Regions from separate parts of the Mus musculus genome. Here regions 2 and 3 are each linked to region 1. Evidence: chromatin contacts called from ENCODE Hi-C or POLR2A ChIA-PET data. All regions are on one chromosome and are shown on one strand. The core of a region is the stretch at or near the end of the contact, and the rest is flanking DNA. Distances in the headings are between cores, read along the strand shown. Region 1 holds the start of Bola1 (bolA-like 1 (E. coli)). Region 2 holds the start of Mtmr11 (myotubularin related protein 11). Region 3 holds the start of H2ac18 (H2A clustered histone 18).

Region 1 (2,700 bases), core at 178-2,677:
TCTCTCTCTCTCTCTCTCTCTCTCTCTCTCTCTCTCTCTCTCTCCATCTCTCACTCTCCCTCCCCTCCTCTCCCTTCATAGCCCTGTTCAGTCTGCTGTTTAGCTTGCTCTATTTTCTTCCTGCACTAGACCCTTCCAGATGCCTCTGGCTGTGTTCTCCCTCACACACAGAGTAGGAACTGCCTCAGCCATTCCTTGGAGTGGTCATGTGTTGTGTCCGGCCAGCAGACCACAACCTGGGTTCTAGCCTGGAAAGGCATTTTGGAAACCTGGAAGAGAAGAGGGGCTAGGTGGCGAGAGAAAAGAATGTAGCCAAGACAGTTACTCTGATCAAGGCTCAAATTTTATTGTTGCGACACTAGTTATGAAGGAAGGGGGAGGGGACCCGATTCCCGCGGAATAATCTCTGGTCCAGTAGAAAGGTGCACGTGTGTGGCTCCGCAGGTTCCAGCAGTGGGCGTGGCAGAACGAATGAGCAGGAAGCTCCACCCCTGAGCAAGCAGGTTTCAGGCTAGGGGAGGGGAGACTGCAGTCATGTGCTGATTTCATTCAGTTACCACATCCTGACCAAATGAGGTGAGAAAGTGGTCTTCTTGTTTCTCCTACACTGCTCTAAGAAGTCTCTTGTCATTTCTTTGGTCCTCACGTGTAGGTAATATGCTTACAGTAAACTGTGTGTATTTCCACCACACACTTGACACACGGTATCACAATGAACATTATGACTATTTCTCTAGTGCTTTGTAAACTCTGAGAGCAGGGCTGTCTTTATTCTATCTCTCTCAGGAACAAAGGAATCTCCGAAAGGAACAAAGCTGGGGTCCTACACAGAAGCGCGCGGGGGCAAGGCAAGTTAGTGCAGCTCTTAGGGAACTGTGTGACGATCTTCATTTTCCTTCTCACTGGAATTCTCTGTTTGGGGCAGGACAGATTATCTTGGGAAGAAAACTGTCCCAGCAGACATTCCCCTCTGAATTGAGCAAGGTCCGCTGTAATCTCATAAGAATCTGTTTTTGCTATGGAAGCACTCTATCAATAACCCAGGACAGTAATCCCAGCAGGTAGGAGGTAGAGGCAGGAGGATCAGGAAATAATGGACATTTCTAGAGTGGTAAAGGCCAACCTGGGCTACATGAGACTTCTTTTTTTATTAATTACATACAAATGACTTAAGCTATTTGGGTTATAGATCAAGAAGCTACAAATCTGGTGCAACCATCTTAAATTTACAGGAAACACTTTTGTTTTTATTGCTCTAATTTCCCGACTTTGCAGGATTTTACCGGTCGGGAGAAGCAGGGACTACAATTCCCATAAAACCTCTGGGTACTGGGTAACGCCTGCCAGACGCAACCGGACTGCGTTTCCTAGCGAGCCTCCTGACGCGGCGTTTGCGTGGTCCGACCGGAAATTCGGTTGTTAGATCAAGCGGTGGTACAGCAGGCTGCGCAGCAAGTACAAAGGTACCACCCTAGGGTTCGGAGAGACGATAGGGCTCTGACTCAGCCAAAAGGACCAAGTTGTACATTTTCCATTTTTCAGCTCCCAGCCATGCTTTCCCAGTGCCCTTAGTGCCTAGCGCTCTGGCCGCTCAATCGCCTTTGTCTCTCCGCTACCGGCGTAGAAGCCGCGTTAACCCGCCACGCAGAGTAGAGGCGGTTCCAGGGTGTGCTTGTCTGGGGTGCGTGGGCAGGGTGTGTGGACTCAGTCCCGTGTCCTTCGTTTCTCCGCAGCGAATGCTAAGTGCGCGATCGGCCCAGTGCATGGTCTCCATGGCCACGCGCTCGTGTGTATCGCGGGGCAGCGCGGGATCTGCGGCTGCAGGACCAGTGGAAGCCGCTATTCGCGCCAAATTGGAGCAAGCCCTGAGCCCCGAGGTACTGGAGCTGCGCAACGAGAGCGGTGGCCACGCAGTCCCAGCAGGCAGCGAGACGCATTTTCGCGTGGCGGTGGTGAGCTCTCGTTTCGAGGGGATGAGCCCCTTGCAACGGCACCGGTTGGTCCACGAGGCACTGTCGGAGGAGCTGGCTGGACCGGTACATGCCCTGGCCATCCAGGCGAAGACCCCCGCCCAGTGGAGAGAAAACCCACAGTTGGACATTAGTCCCCCCTGCCTAGGTGGGAGCAAGAAAACTCGAGGGACCTCTTAATAAATACCTGGATTGGGAGAACGATCCGAATGGGTCGACTGAGAATAAACTACTACATCACTACTACCTTATTCCTTGATTTGTACGGACCAGGAGCTCTGCCTTTTCTGCTAATGAACACCATGCAGAGGCAAAGACACCTCTGGTGAAAGCTAAGCTAGCCCAGGGAGAGAGCAGCCACTCCCTCCCTCTTGCCCTTGCCTGGGCTAGACTAGAGAAAGGTCCTGATGAATCGGAAAGGGCCATGATAATAAAAGAGAAGCTGGTGCATGAGGTCAAACGGTGCTCTTAATACCTGTTAAATTGGAGCTACACATCATTAGTGCATATGGGGGCTGGGGGAGGTTGCATAACACCACTGCGCACTTGGGTGTCAGAGAGTAATTTTCGGAGTTACTCCTCCCCCAGTTGCATGGTTCTGGAATTGAACTCAGAGAGGCCATCAGGTTTACACAGCTGTTAGGTCCCTACAGACGTTCTTATGAGAAGAAAATTACCTGTAGGCTAGAGAAGGGATTTGTGAGGAAGTGAACTATCTGGGTTTTGCAAG
Region 2 (2,950 bases), core at 450-2,949, 36 kb after region 1:
ACTGAAGTCGAGGGTTAGCGTAGAGTGACCGTGGGATCTTCTGGGAGCATTTCCTCCACTCCACCCTGCCCCAGCCCTCAGTCTTCTGAGAACAGAAGGTAGAGACTCAAATGCCCCTTTTACCAAACCCTCAAACTTACCAGCCTCTAATCGACCAATGTTGATCAAGGCAAAATCATTTTCACTACTCAGAGGAGTATCCTAAAGGAAGCACAAGACTGATGCTACAGACATGACAGCCATCCCTGTCTTGCCTTGCTGCCTCCGCCCCTCCCCCGTAGAAGGCAGCTTCCATAGAAATAATTCTACCATTTACTGATACATTCACAAGAAAAACAGAGCATTGCTATGTAGCCTAGGTTAGCCTGGAACTCTCATGGTCTTCCATCTCAACGCCCCACCCCCCAACTGCTGGGACACCGCACCAAGCTTTTCTATTACACTAATCACCTCACCTGCTTTCGCTGCCATCCACAAGGCTGGAAGGTTACCCTAAAGTTAGTGCAGATCAGAGTTCCAGGCAGGTCTAGTCCTGGCCCTTTCCTTCGTCCTGGTGCCCATGCTAGGATATGCTCCCCTAAAAGGGAGAAAGAGAAGCAAAGGTCTAACTATCCCCAATGCTGCCCCACACTTCTATGTGGCTACTCGTCTATCCTTAGATGTAAAATTGAAGGAAAAGAATAGACTTTTTTTTTTAACTTCTAAAACCCTGCATAGAACGTGGCACATATACACTCACTGGTCTTTGGATAGTTAATAAGAAAAGTGGTAGCCGGGGTGAGAAAGCAGAATGAACAATGTCCAGGCCTTCCACAAGCTCTGAGGAAGGAGGCAGGAGAATGAGTCTCAGAAACACTTCGAGGAAAGGAATAGGGAGTATCTTTGGTGAAAACAAAAAAGGATGGGGTAGGAAGACTTTTAAAGGAATCTAGAGAGGTCATTTTATTACCTGGGAGACAACCAGAGGCCAGGCAGCTGCCAAGCTGATGACTGCTGGGCTCCGGCATCCTGTTCCCTGGGTTAGACTTCGGTCCAGAGAGCTGAGCAGGGGAGAGAGTTAATCTGGGACCCCCTAAACTCAGAATCTGGGATTTCTCCAGTAGCTGCCTTTGGAGACCCGCATTGAGTTCATTTGTTCGGGTTCTTCCCCCCCCCCCCCCCCCCCTTCTCTGCTCTGCTCTCCTCTCCTCTCAGGGAAATTGAGATCACTGACTGCGGCTGGCAGACAAGACAAGGAGGGGCTGGTTAATGGATAATGAGACAACTCGAGACTGAAAAAGGCAGACGAGCTCCATAACAGTTGATAAAACAGATACACCCTCCTCCTCTGAATCCTTTCCTTCCCCTTTAATTTCCACAGCATCCCATTCACACTCTCTTGTTAGCTACCCTCCCATTCCTTTTCCTTACCCCCATCTCTGGCTCCTCCTTCTGGGGGGCAATGTTGAAACTCTGGCCCCGGCCCCCCCACCACATTTCCCTGGCTCCATCCGGGAGTAGAGCAGCTAAGGGTGGGAGTCCTCAAAGATGCTGGCTCTTTTTGGGGAGAGGCTAAATCCTAGAGGTGGGGAGAAAGAGGCTGGGGAGGACGCAGCGGTAGCGGCATTTCGGATACCAGGAGCACAGTTCCAGGGGTCTTATTTGAAAGGTGTGTCCTGCCCAGACAGGGGAGGCTCTTTGGAAACTTCGGTGACTCTAAGAGAACAGGCAAGATGCCCAGCCCCTTAAAGGAGAATACGCAATTTTTTTTTTCAAAGTAGAAAGGAAATGGAGGAGCTTAAGAAAGATGGGAGGAATGGGGGAACTGGGGATACCCAGATTCCCTTAACCCACATCCACATTTTAGTCTCTTTCTGTTCGTGAATATTAGTGGGTGTGACGAGGGGAGCAGTAGTTAAATGAAAACATTTTGGGCTAGCTCTCTATACTTTTTCAATGAGAGATGAAACACTAGGAAACTCAGTTATTTTGGTTTCGTTTATTCATGGGTTTTGTGATTTTGTTCATTTTCAGCCTCCTCTGACAACCTAACGGGTTGAGAAGGGGACATAAAGGGAACTGAACCTTGTGTCCTTTTCTGGAGAGCGTGACAGGCCCAGGGGCAGAATGGAGTGGACGGAAATTGGTGTGTCTGGGATGCAGACACAGCACAGGTATTTTGGTGTGCAAATCTCGGCAGTGGGGCGGGAGCTAGAAAACCCAGAAAAAGATCGTGGTATATCTAAACCAGCCTTTGCGCCCGGCGAGCGCACCTCCCCACTCCCGCAGCCACCTATTCCTATGGAAAGCCCAGCCCCAGGTACATGACTCCGCCCCTCCAACCCAGTCACCAGATCTCCTAATGAATGATTCATGTTCTGGACTTTGAAAGCTAAGGACTGGAAAACTCTTTTCAGCTCCAGGATCACATTTCCCCCTCCTTCCCTGCTGAATTTAAAAAGCAAAGATGGGGCTGTAGGGCACTGAACAGAGATGCTAAGGAGGGCAGCTTGAGGGCAGCATGTTTCAACACGGAGAAGACAGGAAATGAAATACAAAATAGGTGTTAATGAGCTGCTGTTTTATTGTTTTTGAGTCTGTACAGAGGCAGCAATCCTTAGGTGGGGGCCGTGACATTCAACACTCCCTTCCCCACAGCACACATCCTTCCAGCCTCAGCTTCCAAAGTTCTCTTTGTTGGCTGCAACTGTGGAAATAGTGAACTAGCATGAGCAGAGACTGGAACAAACAGGTATGTACTTGCTAGCAAGCTGGTCTAGACGCCTGATTGTAGAAGTCCTAAAGACTGCTGGTCACCACCACCCCACCACACACCTCAATGCTTCTGGAATAAAGTATGTAGTAAGGAACAGCTTAGGAACAGGTGTGCCAAAATCCCATGACCTACTTTTCTTCTCCCCACCACTTTCCTCCGAAAGCCTCATTCTGTTCTTTAATATCTTGAGGTATG
Region 3 (2,777 bases), core at 147-2,646, 48 kb before region 1:
GGGCCATGGCGAAGACGGAAGACACCCAAACGAGGAGCACTCGGGGACCTGATACCGGCCCGAGCCGGCCGCCTTTATAGGCGCAGTCTTCCCCGCGGCGGGGCGGAGACAGCGACTTGAAACTCCCGCGCTGCCGCGCCATTGGCCGTGGCGTCACCGGCCCCGACCTCGCCCATTGGCTCGGGCCCGCCACGCCACCTGACCCGCCCCCCCCCGCCCCCCACGTCCAGCCCCGCGCCCGGTCCACTTGCCAACGTTCTGCGAGGGTGGAGCCACGTCTGGCAGCTGCCCGTAGAGGGCGGGTCCCGGCTCTGCCCAAGAGGAGCTCGCGCGCCCCCGCCCGCCGCCCAAAGTCCCAGGGCAGAACTAATCTAGTGTTTGTGCAGCACCGCCCAGCCACAGCCACAGTCCCAGCCCCAGTCCCCCATGATCCCTAGAGCCGGCCGCGTCCAGTCCTCGCGGGACACCTCCTCCTCCTAGACATTCCCCAAGGACCGGACGAGAGCGCGGCTGACTGCGACTTATGTCTAGATTGGCCTAGACGTCCTAGTTGAGTCTTAGTCCTGGGAAGGGTCAGGCGGGTGGACGCTGAGTGAGGGACAGTGTTGTGTAGGACAAGGGTGTGGGCAGATAGGGGCTAAATGCTTGGGACGGTCAGCGAGAACCGCGTATCCGCTCCGCCGAGGCAGGGCATGAACCAAAGAGCGACAACAAACTACCAGGGGGAACCACGGGCAGGATGGGCAAGGAAGCAGAGGACACGACACTCTTACTTTTGGGGCAGGGCCAGGAAAGGCCACCAAGACCGGCTACCGTGACACAACTCTTTATCTGATTCAGTGGGTGGCTCTGAAAAGAGCCTTTTTAGGAGCTCGCGGGGGTTATATCACAGAGACGCGGGCCGACGCGAGCAGTGGCCTCACTTGCCCTTCGCCTTATGGTGGCTCTCCGTCTTCTTGGGCAGCAGCACGGCCTGGATGTTGGGCAGGACGCCGCCCTGCGCGATCGTCACTTTGCCCAGCAGCTTGTTGAGCTCCTCGTCGTTGCGGATGGCCAGCTGCAGGTGGCGCGGGATGATGCGCGTCTTCTTGTTGTCGCGGGCCGCGTTGCCCGCCAGCTCCAGGATCTCGGCCGTTAGGTACTCCAGCACCGCCGCCATGTATACCGGCGCGCCGGCACCCACACGCTCCGCGTAGTTGCCCTTGCGCAGCAGCCGGTGCACACGCCCCACCGGGAACTGTAGCCCGGCCCGGGAAGACCGCGACTTGGCCTTGGCGCGGGCCTTGCCTCCTTGCTTGCCACGACCGGACATCACGAAAGCGCAAACAGACGAACGGCCACAACCAGGAAACGGTACTCCGGCGCCGACGCCTCACTCTTTTATAGACGCAGACCCGATTGTCCGCCCGACGCTCTCATTGGCTCACACGCGTCCTGACGCCGTGGCCAATAGGAGCGCGCGGACAGAAGCCTCTCATTTACATAAGACCGGCTCCCTCGCCCCGGCGCCGCCCTGGAACGCGCGAATCACGACGCGCGTGCTCGGTGGCTTCATTTGCGTGCGGCCGTCGTTGCGACACTCCGCGGGTCGCCGGGCGGCTGGGCCTGCTCGCTGTTTCTCCTGCTGAGGAAGCTAACAGGAATAGAGCCGGTAGCACGCGTAAACTTGGCCACAGGGCATGGTGTACCAGGTGTAGGTGACTGGCACAGGCTGTGAGTTCTTTCCTCAGCTCCATCTTTGTGCCCAAACTGGCGAGTCGTCCCGGCAGAGCCAGGCAGCCTTACCCTGTTTCCTGTATGAAACCACCCACGGTGTCTCTGCTGCTTCCTGGGTTTTTTGTTTTTTTGTTTTTTTCTCTTCTACCTCCCATTGACATTAGAAATCATTTCTACTCAAGTTACATGTGCCCTTGAATGAGGAGTATTAAGTGTAGGGGTATCTTTCGACTTTGCAGGGGAGTTACATAAAATTAGTGTTAATATATTGTCAGAATGTAGGAAAGCATTAGGCAGTCCATTTATTAAAGTATCAGCATCGGAGGCGTCTGTGAAGTAACTTGTCTTTTGGGTCAGAAATTGCTTAACTTGGATCTTGTTATTTTTTAGTGCAGTTTTCAGTTTACATACGGTGACTAAATTTCCTGTTTCAGGTCACAAGATTTAAGAGGGATTTACGTACAGCTTGTTAAAGATTGAAGTCTTAATGGCACTTTGTATGTTATTTCATTGTAGTTTGGCATATTCTGGGATGTAGGTCAATGGCACAGTACTTTCCTAGTTATATACGAGGTCTTAAGCACCACACCAGAAATTCAATCAGAATTGTTTAGCCACACAGACATTGTTGCTTGTTTTCTGTTTGCCTTAGTTTCACTCCCCCCACCCCCTGTTTCCCTGAGTGTCTCCCACCTGCCTTTGCTGCTCTTCAGTCAGCTCTGCCTCTCCTTTGGCCCTGTCACATTGCTATTCCCATAGTGTCAATGCTCTTCTCTCATCCCTGCAGATTGGGTCCCAGGCTACCTTGGGTATTTCTGCTCCAAGTTACCACATGCTTCTAAAAACAGAAAGAGATACACTTGAGCCAGACTCTTGTATAATTAACTCCCAGGGAACGTCCTAAACAAGTATCTACCCAAGGGTATGGAAGTGGTTTGGCTCCACACTGAGCTGCTTCGGGAACATTGTCCCTAAAGAAGCAGGCTCTTCTGAAAAACATAAATAGGTTAGCTGAAAGCTGACTGTAAGTGTGGTGTCTCTGTCTTCGCTTGATGTCTGTC

The links. Hi-C counts contacts between places; a loop is a spot of excess contacts on that map. ChIA-PET counts read pairs that join two places held with the same protein, here RNA polymerase II (POLR2A).
Region 2: POLR2A ChIA-PET joins it to region 1 with 81 read pairs in Patski. The contact joins the promoter of Mtmr11 here to the promoter of Bola1 in region 1. POLR2A ChIA-PET finds 5 or more read pairs at or near these places in 3 of 5 experiments (Patski and embryonic stem cell).
Region 3: POLR2A ChIA-PET joins it to region 1 with 48 read pairs in Patski. The contact joins the promoter of H2ac18 here to the promoter of Bola1 in region 1. A Hi-C loop is called at or near these places in 1 of 37 maps with a recorded cell type or tissue (heart). POLR2A ChIA-PET finds 5 or more read pairs at or near these places in 5 of 5 experiments (Patski and embryonic stem cell).

What each region holds. Positions count from the first base shown.
Region 1 is chr3:96,196,313-96,199,012 of GRCm38, reverse strand. Bola1 (bolA-like 1 (E. coli)) reads left to right here and starts at 1,427. Exons shown (of 2, transcript NM_026975.2): 1 at 1,427-1,463; 2 at 1,734-2,425. The coding sequence starts at 1,737. The coding sequence ends at 2,150.
Region 2 is chr3:96,160,719-96,163,668 of GRCm38, reverse strand. It overlaps Mtmr11 (myotubularin related protein 11), which reads right to left and starts at 1,699. Exons shown (of 17, transcript NM_181409.3): 1 at 1,411-1,699; 2 at 950-1,040; 3 at 456-577; 4 at 141-201; 5 at 1. The coding sequence starts at 1,476. Otud7b (OTU domain containing 7B) reads right to left here. Exons shown (of 12, transcript NM_001025614.1): 12 at 2,540-2,950.
Region 3 is chr3:96,244,116-96,246,892 of GRCm38, reverse strand. It overlaps H2ac18 (H2A clustered histone 18), which reads right to left and starts at 1,396. Exons shown (of 1, transcript NM_013549.2): 1 at 841-1,396. The coding sequence starts at 1,312. The coding sequence ends at 920. H3c14 (H3 clustered histone 14) reads right to left here and starts at 208. Exons shown (of 1, transcript NM_178216.3): 1 at 1-208. The coding sequence starts at 7.